3 separate regions of the Homo sapiens genome follow, and all the other regions are linked to region 2. A link is a loop called in an ENCODE intact Hi-C map of the cell type or tissue named here. Cell type or tissue: CD4-positive, alpha-beta T cell. All regions are shown on one strand. Each heading gives the region's core, and the rest is flanking DNA. Links, peaks and the distances in the headings are about the cores only. Region 1 overlaps TNNT1 (troponin T1, slow skeletal type). Region 2 overlaps SSC5D (scavenger receptor cysteine rich family member with 5 domains). Region 3 has its middle 8.3 kb from the start of MIR8061.

The links. Peaks named below come from ENCODE experiments on the same cell type or tissue, not always from the same donor. Only the 100,000 strongest peaks of a DNase experiment are listed, where the experiment ranks them.
Region 1: a loop joins it to region 2, with 12 times the contacts of the local background. A loop is called at or near these places in 69 of 110 quality-filtered maps.
Region 3: a loop joins it to region 2, with 6 times the contacts of the local background. A loop is called at or near these places in 4 of 110 quality-filtered maps.

What each region holds. Positions count from the first base shown.
Region 1 is chr19:55,138,461-55,144,570 of GRCh38, reverse strand. It overlaps TNNT1 (troponin T1, slow skeletal type), which reads left to right. Exons shown (of 14, transcript NM_003283.6): 7 at 2,651-2,714; 8 at 3,269-3,385; 9 at 3,611-3,688. Among named protein-coding and RNA genes, the nearest start is that of TNNT1, 7.7 kb to the left of the region's middle. RefSeq lists a silencer at 2,797-3,022 and enhancers at 2,606-3,110, 3,240-3,299. In CD4-positive, alpha-beta T cell, for the core only: CTCF peaks have their summits at 2,966 and 3,173 (motif pointing left); a DNase peak (open chromatin) is centred at 3,170; H3K27me3 peaks cover 2,645 bases.
Region 2 is chr19:55,501,313-55,507,422 of GRCh38, reverse strand. The region is part of intron 12 of SSC5D (scavenger receptor cysteine rich family member with 5 domains); the gene reads right to left. Among named protein-coding and RNA genes, the nearest start is that of SSC5D, 16 kb to the right of the region's middle. RefSeq lists silencers at 3,538-3,587, 3,638-3,727. In CD4-positive, alpha-beta T cell, for the core only: CTCF peaks have their summits at 3,019 and 3,220 (motif pointing right); DNase peaks (open chromatin) are centred at 3,252, 3,502 and 4,075; H3K4me3 peaks cover 1,184 bases; H3K27ac peaks cover 276 bases.
Region 3 is chr19:54,650,567-54,656,676 of GRCh38, reverse strand. No RefSeq gene overlaps it. Among named protein-coding and RNA genes, the nearest start is that of MIR8061, 8.3 kb to the right of the region's middle. In CD4-positive, alpha-beta T cell, for the core only: a CTCF peak has its summit at 3,255 (motif pointing left); a DNase peak (open chromatin) is centred at 1,496.

The DNA.
Region 1 (6,110 bases), core at 422-5,421, 360 kb after region 2:
ATCTCTACAAAAAATTTTAAAAAATTAGCCGGGCACAGTGGCACACACCTGTGATTCCAGCTACTCAGGAGGCTGAGGAAGGAGGATTGTTCGAACCCAGGATTTGGAGGCTGCAGTGAGCTATGATTACACCACTGTACTCCAGCCTGGGCAACAGAGCAAGACCCTGTCTCTAAAACATAAATAAAAATAAGGGAATGGGGCCGGGCGCAGTGGTTCATGCCTGTAATTCCAGCACTTTGGGAGGCTGAGGGGGGCGGATTACCTAAGGTCAGGAGTTTGAGACCAGCCCGGTCAACATGGTGAAACTCTGTCTCTACTAAAAATACAAAAGAATTAGCCAGGTATTGTGGTGGGCACCTGTAATCCTAGCTATTTGGGAGGCTGAGGCAGGAGAATCGCTTGAACCGGGAGGCAGAGGTTGCAGTGAGTCAAGATCGTGTCATTGCACGGCAGCCTGGGCAACAAGAGTGAAACTCCATCTCAAAAAAAAAAAAAGGGGGTGGGGTGGGGTGGGGGAATGGACTGAGAGGGATTCCAAGGCAAAGGGACAGGACTTGGGGATTGTTGGGCAAGGGGAGGGAAGCAATGGGGACAACCCCGAAGGGTCTCTGGGCTGGGGAACAAAGTGGACAGTGGGGCTGCCATCTCCTTCTCAGAGAAGTTGGTGAGCTCCATCAGGACGTCATGTGTGGGAAGGTGGGAAAAGTTCAGGAGATACCTGTTAGCTTGAGTCTGGGGCTTAGGAGAGAGTCTGGACCAGAGACAGTTGGCGAGTCCTCAGCAGTTGATGATACCTGAAGTCATTGGAGTGAATGGCATTGATGATGAGAAAAGGGAAAAGGAAAGCTCACTGGCAGCTCACGGGGCTGTCGGGGCAGGAGATAGGGATGGAACAGCCAGAGGGGTGGGAGGCAAGCCGGTATTCATTCCTGTACAATATGGTAAGCCATATTTTATTCCCACACATGACGCCCTGATGGAGCTTATCGACTTTTCCAAGATGGAGATGACGGCCCTGCTGTACACTTGGCCCCCTGGCCCAGAGACCCTTGGGGATTGTCCTCACCTCTTCCCTCCCCTTGCCCAGCATCCCCTAAGTCCTGTCTGCTTCATCTTGGAATCGCTCTTCACTGTCTCAGAAACCCAGAAAAGAGAATTCCAAGGAAGTGGCAGGAAATCAGAGCAGGCTGAGGGCTGAGCCTCAGAGCGGCACCACCCAATAGAAATAGATGGCAAGCCACACACGTCACTTACAATTTCTTACTAAAGGCTGGGCGCAGTGGCTCACGCCTATAGTCCCAGCACTCTGGGAGGCTGAGGCGGGAGGATCACTTGAGCTCAGAAGTTCAAGACCACCCTGGACAACATAGTGAAACGCCATCTCTTTTTTTTTTTTTTTGAGATAGAGTCTCCCTCTGTCACCCAGGCTGGAGTGCGATGGCACGATCTCGGCTCACTGCAATCTCTGCCTCCGGGGTTCAAGCGATTCTCCTGCCTCAGCCTCCTGAGTAGCAGGGATTACAGGCACGTACCACCATGCCCAGCTAATTTTTTTTTTTAATTTCTAGTAGAGATGGGGTTTCACCATGATGCCCAAGCTGGTTTTGAACTCCTGACCTCAAGTGATTCGCCCACCTTGGCCTCCCAAAGTGCTAGGATTACAGGCGTGAGCCACCGCGCCCAGGCTGTGAAACGCCATCTCTACAAAAAATTTAAAAATGGCTGGGCGCAGGGGCTCCTGCCTGTAATCCCAGCACTTTGGGAGGCTGAGGCAGGCAGATCGCCTGAGGTCGGGAGTTCAAGACCAGCTTGGCCGGCATGGTGAAACCCCGTCTCTACTAAAAATACAAAAATTACCCAGGCGTGGTGGCAGGCGCCTGTAATCCCAACTACTCGGGAAGCTGAGGCAGGAGAATCGCTTGAATCTGGGAGGTGGAGGTTGTTGTGGTGAGCAGAGATGGCGCCACTGCATTCCAGCCTGGGTGACAGAGTGAGGCTCTGTCTCAAAAAAAAAAAAAAAATTCTTACTAGGCATATTTTTTAAAGTACAACAATATAGGAAAAATTAATTTTCATAGCACAGTTTTTTTAATCTGTTATATAATGTTTTATCATTTCAACATGTAATCAGTATAAAACATGATTAGTGCCGGGCGCGGTGGCTCACACCTGTGATCCCAGCACTTTGGGAGGCCGAGGCGGGCGGATCACGAGGTCAGGAGATCGAGACCATCCTGGCTAACACAGTGAAGCCCCGTCTCTACTAAAAATACAGAAAAATTAGCCAGGCTTGGTGGTGGGCGCCTGTAGTCCCAGCTACTCGGGAGGCTGAGGCAGGAGAATGGCGTGAACCCAGGAGGCGGAGCTTGCAGTGAGCCGAGGTGGCGCCACCGCACTCCAGCCTGGGTGACAGAGCAAGACTCCGTCAAAAAAACAAAACAAAACCAACAACAACCAAAAAAACATGAGTAGTGAGGTATTTTACCTTCTTTTGTGTGTTTCACTGACAGCCCGCCTCAGCTGGGACCCTCCACGTTCAGGAGCCTCCCGGGGCTGGCGGCTACCTCACTGGACGGCACATCCCGGAGGTGGGAGGTGGCTCAGGGAGGTCGGGCCACTCATGGTCTCTGTGTTTCTGTCCACTCAGCCGCCCCGTGGTGCCTCCTTTGATCCCGCCAAAGATCCCAGAAGGGGAGCGCGTTGACTTCGATGTAAGTGACAAGAGACCCCTCCGCAGGCGCAGTTGCTAGTCTTTAAGGGGCCTTTGTGTCAATCATGAAAAGGCGCCGGCCGGGCGCGGGGCCTCATGCCTGTAATCCCAGCACTTTGGGAGGCTGAGGTGACCCACCTGAGGTCAGGAGTTCGAGACCAGCCTGGTTAATATGGTGAAACCCCGTCTCTACTAAAAATACAAAAATTAGCCGGGCGTGGTGGCAGGTGTCTGTAATCCCAGCTACTCGGGAGGCTGAGGCAGGAAAATCGCTTGAACCTGGGAGGCGGAGGTGGCGGTGAGCCGAGATCGCGCCATTTCACTCCAGCCTGGGAGGAAAAAAAAAAAAAAAGGCGCCGGTCCCCACTCCCCACTCCCGTCTTTGGGAAGCCTGTCCTTGGAAGAGCTGATTAGTGTCAAACACGAGGCATTGCTGCCACCTGCTGGATACCGTCCTGGGAAACGGTTCAGTTCACCATCCTGCATGGGGGAGGTGCTGGGAGGCTGCTGCCCCCTCCAGGGTCTCCTAGGACGGGCTGCCCGTGTGTCCTGCAGGACATCCACCGCAAGCGCATGGAGAAAGACCTGCTGGAGCTGCAGACACTCATCGATGTACATTTCGAGCAGCGGAAGAAGGAGGAAGAGGAGCTGGTTGCCTTGAAGGAGCGCATTGTGAGCCGAGAGTCCGGGTTCCCCCCGGTCTTCCTCCCTCCATGTGGATCCCTTGCATCTTGGGAGATGCAGATAATAGTTTTCCTCCTAGTACAGAGCTGAGCCTTAGGCTTTCGCGAATTCACCCAAGTCGGTGGCCACACTCCAATCTGTTTATTAGCCTACTCTGGGGAAGGAAGACTGGGGGTACGTCCCTGCACCCCCTTATGCTTCTCCGTTTCCCAGGAGCGGCGCCGGTCAGAGAGAGCCGAGCAACAGCGCTTCAGAACTGAGAAGGAACGCGAACGTCAGGCTAAGCTGGCGGTGGGTGCCTCCCCTGCCCTGAGAGCCCAAATGTTACTTCTTCAGCCGGATGCCCATTTTGTTATTATTATTATTATTATTATTATTACTATTATTATTATTCTTTGAAACGGAGTCTAGCTCTGTCGCCCAGGCTGGAGTGCAGTGGCACGATCTCAGCTCACTGTAACCTCTGCCTTCCAGGTTCAAGCGAATCTTCTGCCTCAGCCTCCCCAGTAGCTGGGACTACAGGTGCGCACCACCACGCCCGGCTAAATTTTGTATTTTTAGTAGAGATGGGGTGTCACCATGTTGGCCAGGATGGTCTTGATCTTCTGACCACATGATCCGCCCACCTCAGCCTTCCAAAGTGCTGGGATTACAGGTGTGAGCCACCGCATCCGGCCTATTATTATTTTTTATTCGTTTATTTGGAAATAGGGTCTTGCTCTGTCACCCAGGCTGAAGTGCAGTGGTGTGATCCTAGCTCACTATAACTAGGACCTCCTGGGCTCAAATGATTTTCCCACCTCAGCCTCCAGAGTCGCTGGAACTATATAGGCTGCGCCACTCTGCCCCACTAGTTTTTTTTATTTTTTTATTTTTTGTAGAGACAGCATTTTGCCATGTTGTCCAGGCTGGTCTTCAACTCCTAAGCTCAAGCAATCCACCTGCTTTCACCTCCCAAAGTGCTGGGATGACAGGCATGAGCCATCGTGCCCGGCCTGGATTCTCCATTTTCTTCTTTTCCCTTTTTTTTTAATTTTAATTTTTTTTTTTTCTGAGACAGTCTCGCTCTGTCACCCAGGCTGGAGTGCAGTGACGCGATCTCAGCTCACTGCAACCTCCGCCTCCTGGTTCAAGCAATTCCCCTGCCTCAGCCTCCTGAGTAGCTGGGATTACAGGCACCTGCCACCAGGCTCGGCTAATTTTTGTATTTTTAGTAGAAATGGGGTTTCTCCATGTTGGTTCAGGCTGGTCTTGAACTCCTGACCTCAGGTGATTCACCCCCTTGGCCTCCCAAAGTGCTAGGATTACAGGCATGAGCCACCATGCCTGGCCATTGTCATCATTATTACTATTATTATTATTTTTTTTTATTTGAGATAGGGTCTTTCTATGTTGCCCACGTTGTTCCCAAACTCCTGGGCTCAAGTGATCCTCCTGCCTCAGCCTCCCGAGTAGCTGGGATTACAGCCACCTGCCCGTCACCCAGCTGTGAAGGGGATTTTGCAGATGTGATTAAATTAAAGATCTTGAGATGGGAAGGTTGTCCTGGATTACCTGTGGGGAAGGGCAAGATCATCACAAGGGTCCTTATAAGAGGAAGGCCAGAGGGTCAGACTGAGAGATTTGAAGATGCTGCATGGCTGCCTCTGAAGATGAAAGAAGGTCCATGGGCCCAGACATGCAGGCAGCAGCTGGAAAAGGGAAGGGAATGAATTCTCCCCTAGAACCTCCAGAATAAATTGGTTCTGTTCACAACTTGATTCCAGCCCAGGGGGACCAATTTCAGATGTCTGATCTGCAGAGCTGTAAGATAACAAATCTGCATTGTTTTTCTGCCACTAAATTTGCAAATTACAGCAGTGATAGGAAACTAAGTTTAGGCGCGATGGCTGACGCCTGTAATCCCAGCACTTTGGGAGACCGAGACAAGTGGATCACCTGAGGCCAGGAGTTTGAGACCAGCCTGGCCAACATGGTGAAACCCTGTTTGTACTAAAAATACAAAAATTAGCTGGTAATGGTGGCACATGTCTGTAATCCCAGTTACTTGGGAGGCCGAGGCAGGAGAATCACTTGAACCCAGGAGGTGGGGGTTGCAGTGAACAGAGCAGAGATTGCACCACTGCACTCCAGCCTGAGTGACAGAGCGAGACTCCATCTCAAAAACAGAAAGGAAACTAATTCAGGTACGGAGTGCTGGGTGTACAAAAAGCCTCATGTCCACCATAAGGAGACGGGGCTCAGCCTGGACAAACCACTGTTTCTGGAACATTCAATGAAGAGTTTCTCGAATGTCGTAATGCCTTCGCTCAATATTCCAGAACCCCTTCCTCAGGCTCAAGGCCATCAGCCTCTTTAATCTCCCCAGTCCCTGGTCTTATCACCAGTTACTTCCCTTGACCCCCTCAAAACAGACATTCTCATATCCTGAGACTAAGGGCGACTGTGGCCCAGACAGGCTGAGCATCTGGAGTGAGGTCGTACAGCAGAGTTCACTATCGGCTATTTCAGGGTGGAGACATGCAGAAAAAGCAGGCATTTCTTCTTCTCCTTCATTTCGATTTTTTCTGGGAGGATATTAAGACCCAGAGAAGGGGGCCAGGTGCGGTGGCTCACGCCTGTAATCCCAGCACTCCGGGAGGCCGAGGCAGGCGGATCACTTGAGGTCAGTAGTTTGAGACCAGCCTGGCCAACATGGTGAAACCGCGTCTCC
Region 2 (6,110 bases), core at 375-5,374:
AAAGTGCTGGGACTAGAGTGAGGCACCGCGCCCGGCCCGTAAAATGTCTCTTAACCATCCTTTTTTTTTTTTTTTTTTTTTTTGAGACGGGGTCTCACTCATCCAGGCTGCAGTGCAGTGGCTTGACCATGGCTTACTACAGCCTCAACCTCCAGGGCCCAAGTGATTCTTCTGCCTCAACCTCCCGGGTAGCTGGAACTACAGGAGCACGCCCCTGCTTGGTGAATTTTTTATTTTATTTTTATTTATTTATTTTTTTCGAGACAGTCTCTGTCACCCAGGCTGGAGTACAGTGGCACAATCTTGGCTCGCTGTGGCCTCCGCCTCCCAGGTTCAAGCGATTCTCCTGCCTCAGCCTCCCGAGGAGCTGGGATTATAGGCATGCACCGCCACACCAGGCTAATTTTTTTGTATTTTTAGTAGAGACAGGGTTTCGCCATGTTGGCCAGGCTGGTCTTGAACTCCTGGGTTCAAGCGATCCCTCTGCCTCAGCCTCCCTAAGTGCTGGGATTACAGACATGAGCCACCACACCTGGCCATCCTATTTTAAACTGCAACCCTCAGTCTCCCCTGCCCCTTCCCCTGCTTTGCTCCCTAACACTACCTCCCAGTAGTTAGTACATGCTCTGTCACACAGTAGGCATTTGACACATGAACTGACGTTTGTATCTCCAAACTCCATCATCCAGGAAGCCTGAAGAAATGCTGCTCCATAAAAATCCAAACTCCGGCCGGGCGCGGTGGCTCACGCCTGTAATCCCAGCACTTTGGGAGGCCGAGGCAGGCAGATCACGAGGTCAGGAGATCGAGACCATCCTGGCTAACACAGTGAAACCCCGTCTCTACTAAAAATACAAAAAATTAGCCGGGCATAGTGGTGGGCGCCTGTAGTCCCAGCTACTCGGGAAGCTGAGGCAGGAGAATGGTGTGAACCCGGGAGGCAGAGCTGGCAGTGAGACAAGATCACGCCACTGCACTCCAGCCTGGGCGACAGAGCGAGACTCCGTCTCAAAAAAAAAAAAAAAAAAAAAAAAAAAAAAAAAAAAAAATCCAAATTCCACAGGCCTCCAATCTCATCTCCAGTGTCTCTTAGACTTACAATGTCATCTCTCATTTGTTCATTCATTTAACAAATAACATAAAAATTAACTACTGAGTTTCAAGCACTGCCCTAGACACTAGGGATTCCAGATAGATCCATGATAGACAAGATAATATGCCCCTCGCCCAAAGATGTGTGTGCCCCAATCCACAGAAACTGTGAATATGTTACTTTACGTGGCAAAAGGGGACTTGTGGATGTAATTAAGGGTCCAGACCTTGAAATGGAGAAATTATCCTGATTAGCCAAGTGGCCCCAATCTAAGTCCTTAAACTCAGAGAACTGGCTGGGTGCCGTGGCTCACGCCTGTAATCCCACCACTTTGGGTGACCAAGGCGGGTGGATCACCTGAGGTCAGGAGTTCAAGACCAGCCTGGCCAACATGGTGAAACCCCATCTCTACTAAAAATACAAAAATTAGCCGGGAGTGGTGGCACACGCCTGTAATCCCAGCTACTCAGGAGGCTGAGGCATAAGAATTGCTTGAACCTGGGCAGCAGAGGCTGCAGTGAGCCGAGATCATACCACTGCACTCCAGCCTGGGCGACAGAGTGAGACTCTGTCTCATAAATAAATAAATAAAATCAGAGAACCTTTCAAGCCACAGTGAGAGAGAAAAATACGAAGGCAGAGGAAAGGTCAGAGAGATGCAATGTTGCTGGCTTTGATGATGGGGGATGGAGCCACAAGCCAAGGAATGTAGGTGGCCTCTAGAAGCTGGAAAAGGCAGGGAAATGGATTCTCCCCTAGAGCCTTCCAAAGGGAACCACCCTGCTGGCGCCTTGATCTTAGCCCACTAAGCAAGTCTGACTTCTGACCTACAAAACTGCAAAATAATAAGTCTGCGTTGTTTTAAACCACTAAATTTGTGGCGATGTATTATGGCAGCAATTGAAATAGATACAGATCTTTCACAGAGCTTAAAGTCTAGCAGAGATGGATAACACCGATGAAAATTTCTGGCAATGCAAATTTCTCCCACCCTTTGCTTCTCTGAGAATTCATTTCTCCTTGTGGCCTGCTGATGAAATAATATCATCTCCCCTGTGAGGTTTCCTTGATTTCTCTACTACAAATAATCGCTCGTTCCCTGAAATCCTGCAGCTGTTGTTCGTTTTCAGCAAATAACCCTAACAAACAATATTCTGCGGTTTTAAACGATTTCACACACATTTTGTTCATTGAATTGGGGCCTGCAGTCACCCAACTAGTTCTAATCCGGGTTGGAACCACGATTGGAACCTGGTAGGAGAGTCGGACTCCAGACTCGTGCTTCTATTTTAGCATATGGTTCCCAATCCAAGGAGCAAAACGTGTGAAATCACTTAAAACAGGTTATAATCGTGGCTCCTAAGTTAAACTTCTCTGAGCCTCACTTTTTACCCCATCTGAAACACAGGTGTAGCAACAGTTTCTATGGCCTGAAGTTGGGGTCATGCATGCCCAGCACAGACTAGGTGAGCTCTCGTTCCACCTTTCCAACAACCCTGGCGCCCCATTTTTTTTCCAGAGAAAGAAACAGGTGGCCGGGCGCGGTGGCTCACACCTGTAATCTCAGCACTTCGGGAGGCCAAGGCGAGTGGATCACGAGGTCGGCTTTGAGACCAGCCTGGCCAACATGGTGAAACCCCGTCTCTACTAAAAATACAAAAATTAGCCCGGTGTGGTGGCGTGCGCCTGTAATCCCAGCTACACAGGAGGCTGCAGCAGGAGAATCGTTTAAACCTGGGAGGCAGAGGTTGCAGTGAGCTGAGATAGCGCCACTGCACTCCAGCGTGGGTGACAGAGCGAGACTCCGTCTCAATAAATAATAAATAAATAAAACAATATAAATAAGAAACGGGGACTCAAAGAGACCAAGTCACTTTTTCAAGGTTACATTGCTCCTGAAGCTAAGAATGCATGCCTGCCTCGTCTCCCACTCCACCCCGCATACGCCTCCAAGTCTTCCTATTGATAAGGTGGCACACATGGCTGTCTTTTCATTTCACCGGCGCAGTTTGTGATTCTGCATTTATTTCTGCTCATTGGCTGCCTCCCTACCCTACGGGAGGGGTCCCGAGGCCGGACCCGCTGTCTCCGCAGCCGCTGTGCCCGGCACGTGCCCGCCTCCACCACGAGGGGGCGCTATGGGCTAGGGAGGCGCTGCAACCCTGGCAGTCCTTGAACGAGGAGCATCACCTCTCGGAGCTCCCGCTTCCGGCTCTGGAAACGGAATGATAGCTCTAACTCACAGCTGGAGCCCACCCACCCCCAAGTCACGGCGCCTCTAGGGCCTGCTTCCTCCCTCCCTTTCCCCACCTCAAGGCCCGCTTCTTGGGGCCTGGTTGCCCTTCGCCCAGCTATTATTACTGCGGGCGATGCGCCGGCTGGCCAATCAGGAGGCGCAGCGCGCCTGTGACGTCACGAGGTGCGAGGCAGATGAACGCCTGCCCCATCCCGTCCCTCCATTCCCGGGCCCACCGCGCCTGCGCATGCGTGCTGAGCGCCAGAAAAAAAAAAGGCGGGAAAGGACGCTTGCGGCGAGACTCTCCTGCGGGAGCGGGAGGCTTGGGCCTCTCAGGAGGGCACAGGTACGGGGCGCGGGGCGACAGAGGCAGAAACCCAGGCAGCCCCAGACGGCGAGCAGGGCGGGAGAGTGGAAGGGAGGGAGAAGACGGAGAAACAGCGACTGCGACGGGCACAGAGGGAGGACAGAAACGCTGCCCCTTAGGTGGGGAGTGAAACCTCCCGTGAGGGAGCGGCGAGGGCGGCGGGGACGGTGAGAAACGGACAGAGGAGCCCGCGGGAGACAGAAACGGAGGGAAGGGGGCTGACCATGAGAGAAACGAGGGGGAGAGAGAAGAGAGCACGCGGGAGACTGCAGGGAAGGCGCGGGAGATGGAGACTCAGAAAACAACCGTAAGAGACAAAGGAAAAGATACCACAGCGCTGGGCCTGGGGAGAGAACGCAGTGAGAAATGGAGACGATGAGAGTATGAGGTGATATAGCAAAACCGACCGTGAAAAATCGAGTGAGAAGCAGGTGGCGAAGCTGAGAACTGAAAGTGAAAGACAAGAGGACGGAAGATACAGAAACAGTTTGGGCCCAGTGGCTCCCGCCTGCAATTCCAGCACTTTGGGAGGCCGCAGCAAGCCGATGACTTGAGCCCAAGAGTTTGAGACCAGCCTGGGCAACATAGTGAGAACCCATCTCGACAAAAAATCAGGCCGGGAGCAGTGGCTCACCCCTGTAATCCCAGCACTTTGGGAGGCCGAGGCAGGCGGATCACGAGGTCAGGAATTTGAGACCAGCCTGGCCAACATGGTGAAACCCGTCTCTACTAAAAATACAAAAATTAGCCGGGAGTGGTGGCACACGCCTGTAATCCCAGCTATTCAGGAGGCTGAGGCAGGAGAATCACTTGAACCCGGGAGGTGGAGGTTGCAGTGAGCCGAGACCACGCCACTGCACTCCAGCCTGGGCAACACAGCAAGACTCTGTCTCAAAAAAAAAAATTAGCCAGGCATGGTGGTGTGCATCTGTAATCCCAGCTATTCAGGAGGCTGAGGTCGGAGGATCACCTGAGCCTGGGAGTTCAAGGCTGCAGTGAACTGAGATCGCACCACTGCACTTCAGCCTGGGCAACAGAGCAAGATCCTGTCTCAAAAAAGAGAGAGAGAAATTTACCATGAAAAATGGAGTGAGAAACAGAGGTGGTGAAGGTGAGATCTGAAAGAAAAGTGAAAGACTGAGGGGGAAAGACAGATAAATTGACCAGGAAAAACTAGGTGAGAAACAGAGATGAGAGTGTGAGACTGATAATGAAACAAAAAGACAGAAGGACAAGGGAGAAAAAAATAAAGAGAAACTGACCACGAAAACTGGAGTGAGAAATAGATGTAATGAGGGTGAGAAATTGAAAAAGAAAGACAGGGAAAAAGAAATGATGGGAATATGAAACTGACAACGAAAGAAAAAAAATGAGAAAGATGGTGAGAGAGAGCAAAAGAAATTACCATGAAAAAAATACGGCATAAAGACGAGTGTGAGAAATTGAAAATGAAAGGCAAAAAGAGATTGGCACAGAGAAGAAAAGATAGAGAATTTGATCATGGAAAATGAAGTGAGGCCAGGCATGGTGGCTCACACTTATAAACCCAGACATAAGCCCAGCACTTTGAGAGAGTGAGACAGGAGGATCGCCTGAGCTCAGGAGTTTGAGACCAGCCTGGGCAACATAGTGAGCCCGTCTCTACAAAAATTAAAAATGAGCCGGGTGTGGTGGCGCACATCTGTAGTCCCACCTTTTCAGGAAGCTGAGGCAGGAGGATCGCTTGGGCCCGGGCAGTCAAGGCTGCAGTGAGCTGAGATCACACCACTGCACTCCATCCTGGGCAATACAGAGATAGAGATGATGAGGGTGAGAAATGGATAATGAAAAAAAGAGACCAACAGCAAGTGAGAAACAGGAGCAGAGATGGATTCGCAGGGATCCTGAGAGATGGGGATACAAGGAAGACAGGCAAAGAAAAAGGCAGAAGAATGTGGTGACAGTGATGTGGGGGCCAAAGCGGGGCGTGGTCCCAGGTGTGGAAGGAGCTGCAGCAGCAAGACAGAGGCCATAGAGCAGAGGGGGATGGAGCTGTGGCCCTGGAGGCTGATTCTGCTGGCCAGAGGGAGGGGATGGCCAGGGTAAGGAGAGAAGCTGCACTCCAGGAGTCCCCACCTCTGAGCCATACCAGGCCCGGACCAGAGCGTGAGCTTCAAGAATGGGTGAGGTTTCGCTTGCTCTGGGGGAGCTGGGGTGGGGACGATGATGTGATGACAGAATGGCCCTTGGTTGTGGGTTTGACTGAGGGCCCCAGGCTTGCATATTGTGTGGCTTACAGGAGGGCCATGGGCTCAGGATTGCTGAGCTTAGCCTGATCTCTTAGATGGTGTCCTTGGCTCTGAAGAAGTGTCACCATTGAGCCCAAGGAGGTAATGCGTTTAGGGTCTCAGGAGCCAAGGAAAACCTTTCCAGGG
Region 3 (6,110 bases), core at 502-5,501, 850 kb after region 2:
AATCTCGAATGTTCTCACTCATACGTGGGAGCTAAAGAAGTGGATTCCTAAACAGAGAGAGTAGACTGGTTGGCCAGGTGTGGTGGCTTGTGCCTGTAATCCCAGTGATTTGGGAGGCCAAGGCAGGTGGTTCACTTGAGGTCAGGAGTTCCAGACCAGCCTGGCCAATGTGGCAAAACCCCTTCTCTACGAAACATACAAAAATTAGTTGGGCGTGGTGGTGTGCACTGTGGTCCTAGCTACTCGGGAGTCTGAGGCAGGAGGATCGCTTGAGCCCTGGAGGGTTGAGGCTGCAGTGAGCCATGATTGTGTCACTGCATTCCAGCTTGGGCAACAGAGCAATACCTTGTCTCAAAAGAAAAAAAAAAGGCCGGGCGTGGTGGCTCATGCCTGTAATCCCAGCACTTTGGGAGGCTGAGGCGGGTGGATCACTTGAGGTCAAGAGTTCGAGACCATCCTGGCCAACATGGTGAAACCCTGTCTTTAGCCTGGCGTGGTGGCATGCATCTGTAATCCCAGCTACTCAGGAGGCTGAGGCAGGCGAATCTCTTGAACCCAGGAGGCAAAGGTTGCAGTGAGCCAAGATCACGCCACTGCATTCCATCCTGGGTGACACAGCAAGACTCTGTCTCAAAAAAAAAAAATGTGTAGACTGGTGGTTACTAGAGCTGGAAAGGGTGGGAGATAAGGAGATGTTAGTTACGGAGTATAGAAATACAGCTGGATAGGAGAAATAACTGAGTATTTGACAGTACAGTAGGGGAAGTATAGTTAACAATAATATATTGTGTATTTCAAAACAACTAGAATAAAAGAATTGTAATGCTCCCCAACAAAAAGAAAAGATAAATATTTGAGGTGATGGATATTCTAATTACCCTGATTTTATTATTACCCATTGCATACAAGTATCAAAATATCATAAGTACCCCAAACCTATATACAACTATTATATATGGATAAAAATAAATAAATGGAACTCTGGCACCAACTTTAAGGCATAACGTGTACAAATCCAGGGGATCTATTTAGGGCACTGGTTGTCCTGAGTGTGCTAATTTGATTGTGGCAATCATTACACAATGTATACGTATATCAAATCATCATGTTGTACACCTCAATATATACAATCTTGGTTGATTAAATCATTTTAAGGATAAAAAAGGATTTTTTAAAAAGATAAAAAGGAAAACACTGAACTTCTCTGTGGCTCTCCTTTTTCCCTGCTCAGCTTTGAATAACTGTGAAGGCAAAGACTGGATGCAGGTGACCTGTGCACCCTAGGACCTGGCGTGGGATTGCCAGACTTTAGGTCTTTAGGATTATTTGTTGATGTACAAAGGAAAGCATGGCCCAGAGAACTGGGCTCTGCTCTCAGTTGCATAAATATGGCCCATTCTTAAGGCCAGCAATTAAGCTCCAGGAAGATCCCTAGAGTCAGCTGAACAGAAAATTACAACAAAGTCTCTGGGGCAATTGGGGATTTCCAGGAGACATAGGAGCAGCTGGGGACTGCGTCAGTGATAATGAAATCAGCTGGGTGGATGTAGCCGGGTCTCTAGAAACAGCCAGCGGATGTAGCCGGGTCTCTGGAAACAGTCAGGTGGATGTAGCCGGGTCTCTGGAAACAGCCAGGTGGATGTAGCCGGGTCTCTGGAAACAGCCAGGTGGATGTAGCCGGGTCTCTAGAAACAGCTAGGTGCATGTAGCTGGGTCTCTGCAAACAGGCAGGCAGCTATGGGGGATTGGGGGTGGTCACTGGAAACAGCTAGATGACTGTAGCTGACTCTTTAGTAACAGCCGAATGTAACTAGGTCTCTGGAAAGTCACCTTGAGGACTGAGCTGGGAGATGGGAGGTGCCTCGTGGGAGCTTATGTCATGGGTAGAGGAGCACAGTTTATTGCCTGGCAGGGCGTACGTGTGGGAATAGATTCCCCGGCCTCTCTCTCCTCTCACCCTCTGCTCTCCTGACAGTGCCTCCCATGGCTGAACTCAACCAGACACTAGACACAAGAAGATGTTGGTGATGCAATCCATAGAGTCAGCCTCCAGGGCAGAGACAAGGTGGGAAAGGACAGAGGGTGTATTAGGAGAGGCCAGAACTTCCAGTGGGAACTGCTGCCACTGAACCGAGAAACCTAAATGTAAGGGGAGTAGTTGGATCCTAGAGTGGCAGGACTCAAGTGTCAGAAGTCAGTCGACAAAGGTGAGAATCTGGTGTGTTGAATTGGGTGTGGTTATCATAGAACTGGGTGTGGTGATCATAATGGAAAGCAGAATCAAGGCAGTAATCAGAATAGACTGTCTCATGCAGCCCTTTAGTGTTGTCTAGTTGACCGCAGCGTTCTAAGACGTGAAATAGATAGGAAACTTACTTCATTCTTACTTGATTTGTATAAGCAGAACATTTCTTGGCAAAGAGAACAAGAATCTAATTAAAATCATAAAATAGACAGTTACAGTCTCTTAATCAATTACTAGAATTTCACCAGTTTATAGACCCAGAACCCCTTGAATTAAAGGGAAGACCAGGTATCCTTGAAGGCGCTGCCCCGGTATATACTATAAAAAGTTAAACAATTATATTTATCTCAGCTTCCCTTAAATGGACCTATGGCCTTTATCATGGTAGCTGTGTACTGGGTAAAGGAAATGATCAGATATTTTGGGTGCAACTAGACACTGGCTCTGAGCTAACACTAACTTCAGAAGACCCAAAACATCATGGTGACCCTCCAGTCAGATTAGAAGCTTATGGAGGTCAGGTAGTCAATGAACCTTTAGCTCAGATTTGTCTCCTGTTGAATTTTCTTGGCCACCAAATGCATCCTGTGGCTTTATTCCTTGCTCTGGAATGTATAATTGGATTAGACATACTCAACAACTATCAAAATCCCCACAAGTGGGGAAAAAATAGGACAAGCTGTGGGGCATATGTAAGACTAGTGAATGTGTTGATGTTTGCATAGTATTCAACTAGTAATTGCTCCATAGGATAAGCTGATTGAGTTATTGTTGAGTTTTTTAAAAAATATTCTTTTTCTTGTATAAAACGACATTTAAAAATCCACTCTGTTACAAGTATGCAGGTTTCTTTTCTGTTATTTTATTACGATATTTTAATTGAAAAATAATAATTGTATATATTTATTGGGTACCATGAGATGCTTTGATATATGTTTACCTTTGCAATCCGGCCAAAGGCATGCCCATGGTAAGTGTGTTATTGTTTATTTTAAATGTGCACAAAAATTAATTCAAATGAGGTACTGTCTCCCCCTAGTGGTTCTCAAGTAATTTTCCGTTTTAATCTGAATAGGGAGAGCATCTAACTTTCTAAGAGGGGTGGAGACAACCAAGTCCCAGCGCACAGAGGATTCAGAGGTCTCCTGACATGTGTGAGTGCGTTCAGGTTTGTGCATGTGTGTGCATGTGTGAATGTGTGAGTACATGTGCATATGTGTGTAAGTGCATAAGTGGGATTAGCTCTCTGTCTTCACCCATCCATGCATCCGCTCAGACACCTTAATTGATCCCTGATCATATGCTCCATCTTGGAGGCCTAAGATGAGCAAGTTCAGGGGATCTTATGTACAGCGTAGCTGGTGATGGATGCGCTGATTCATTTGACCGTGGCTATTATTTCACAATGTATATGTATATCAAATTATCACCTTGTGCATCTTGAATATATGCAATCACTGCCAATGAAATCCTTAAAAAAATACTGACACCTCCTTTGTAGCTCTTGTTAACCCCATGTAACCTTGAACAACATGAAGGCAGAGATTGGGTCCAAGTGATCTATACACCCCAGAACATGACACAGGACTGCCAGATGTGAGGTCTTTAAACTATTCATTGGTGCATGAAGTAAAGCATGACCCAGAGGACTGGTCTCAGCTCTCAGATCCATATGTATAGCTCATTCTCAAGGTCAACAACTAAACTCTAGGAGAATGTTCAGGATCAGCTGAGTAGACGATTGCTGGGGCAGCTGGGGGGATTTACAGAAGACATTTGGAAACTGCAGGGGGATGCAACATTGTTAATGGAATCAGCTGGGATGGCTATAGCTGAGACTCAGCAAACAGCCAGGAGACTGGAGCTGGGTGTCTTGAAACAGAGAAGTGACAGCAGCTGGATCACTGGAAACAACCAGGTGACTGGAACTAGGTGTCTGGAAACAGCCAGGTGATTGCAGCTGGGTTTCTAGAAGTAGCTGCAATGCCACCTCTTTGAGGTGCTGGTCAGTTGTGGAAGGAATCACCTGGTTAATGAACTTTCTAGATGCTGACTAGAGAACTTTGGGCTCTACCTCTTATCTCCAGAACAGTTGACTGGTTTTGCAGACCAGGATGATTCCAAGGGGAAGCCCTCCAGATGGCTTCTTGAGGCTTTTCCAAGCATGACTTCCTCAGGCGCAGGGGGCAGTGGTCCCGGAGTCAGTGCCTGGCGAGGGCTGTGTACATGCTAGACTCAGCCATGGGCACCATGGACTCTGGGGACACAGCCTGGGCTGTCCTCCAAGTGAAGGCCTGGTGGTCCAGCTGAGCATATGTCACCTCCAGGGGTCCCCTGCAGCAGGGGTCTGAGGACAGAGACCCGCGGTGAGGTAGGGGAGATGAGGGTGAGGGTAGGGGGTCTAGAGGGTGGCCCATTGGAGGTGAGAAGAAAATATTTGCTCAATATTACTATAATCTGCACTTATTTATGGTTTAAAAAATCTTAATGAATTAGGAATAGAATGAAACATCATAAACATGTTAAAGGATGCCCAGCAACAAATCAATAGCAAATATTATATTTAATGATGAAGCTTAGATCAATTTCCACTAAAATATGAACAAAACGAGGCTTAATGGTCTTTCCACTTTTATTCCATTTTCTACTGAGGTGTCCTAACTGATGTAATAATATCAGTAAAAGTAAAAAACTAAAAATAAGATATATGAGGGCTAGAGAGATTTTTTCATTACTTGTAGGTAGTAAGATTCTCTAAATAGAAAATTCAAAGTCCATTAGGATTTATAAGAAAATAAAAACAAATCCATATCAATGACATTTCTATACAGCAGGGGTAGTAGTTAGAGAATCGAATGGCCCCAAACTCCTGGCCTCAAGCAATCCTCCCACCTTGGCTTCTCAAAGAGCTAGGACTAACAGTCGCCGTGGAGAGCAGTTTGAGGATATCTCAAATAACTAGGAATGGAACTACCATTTGACCCAGGAGTCCTATTACTGGGTATATATCCAGGGAAAATAAATCATTCTAGTCAAGAACACACACACTTGGATGATCATTGCAGCACTATTGACAATAGAAAAGACATGGAATCAACCTCGTTGCCCATCAACAGTGAACCAAATAAAGAAAATGTGGTCCATATACACCATGGAAGACTACACAGCCATAAAAAAGAATGAACTCATGTCCTTTGCAGCAACATGGATGCAGCTGGAGGCCATTATCTTACGTAAACTAATGTAGAAACTGAACACCAAATACCACATATTCTCACTTATAAGTGGGAGCTAAATATTAGGTACACATCTTCCCATAAAGATGGCAACAGTAGACGCTGGGGACCACTGAGGGTGGAGAGGAGGGGGATGGGGCTGAAAAACTACCTGTTGGGTACCATGCTCCCTACCTGGGTGAGGGGCTCAGTCTTACTCCAAACCTCAATGCCACACAATATTCCTTGGTAACAAACCTACACATGTACCCCCAATTCTAAAATAAAAATGGAAATAGAAAAAGCAGTGTATAGGCCGGGCGCGGTGGCTCACGCCTGTAATCCCAGCACTTTGGGAGGCCCAGGCGGGTGGATCACAAGGTCAGGAGATCAAAACCATCCTGGCTAACATGGTGAAACCCTGTCTCTACTAAAAATACAAAAAATTAGCCGGGCGCCTGTAATCCCAGCTACTTTGGAGGCTGAGGCAGGAGAATGGCGTGAACCTGGGAGGCAGAGCTTGCAGTGAGCTGAGATGGTGCCACTGCCCTCCAGCCTGGTGACAGAGTGAGACTCCGTCAAAAAAAAAAAAAAAAAAAGAAAAGAAAAAAGAAAAAGAAGTGTATAAAGGTGTGGGCAAATGAGAGGGA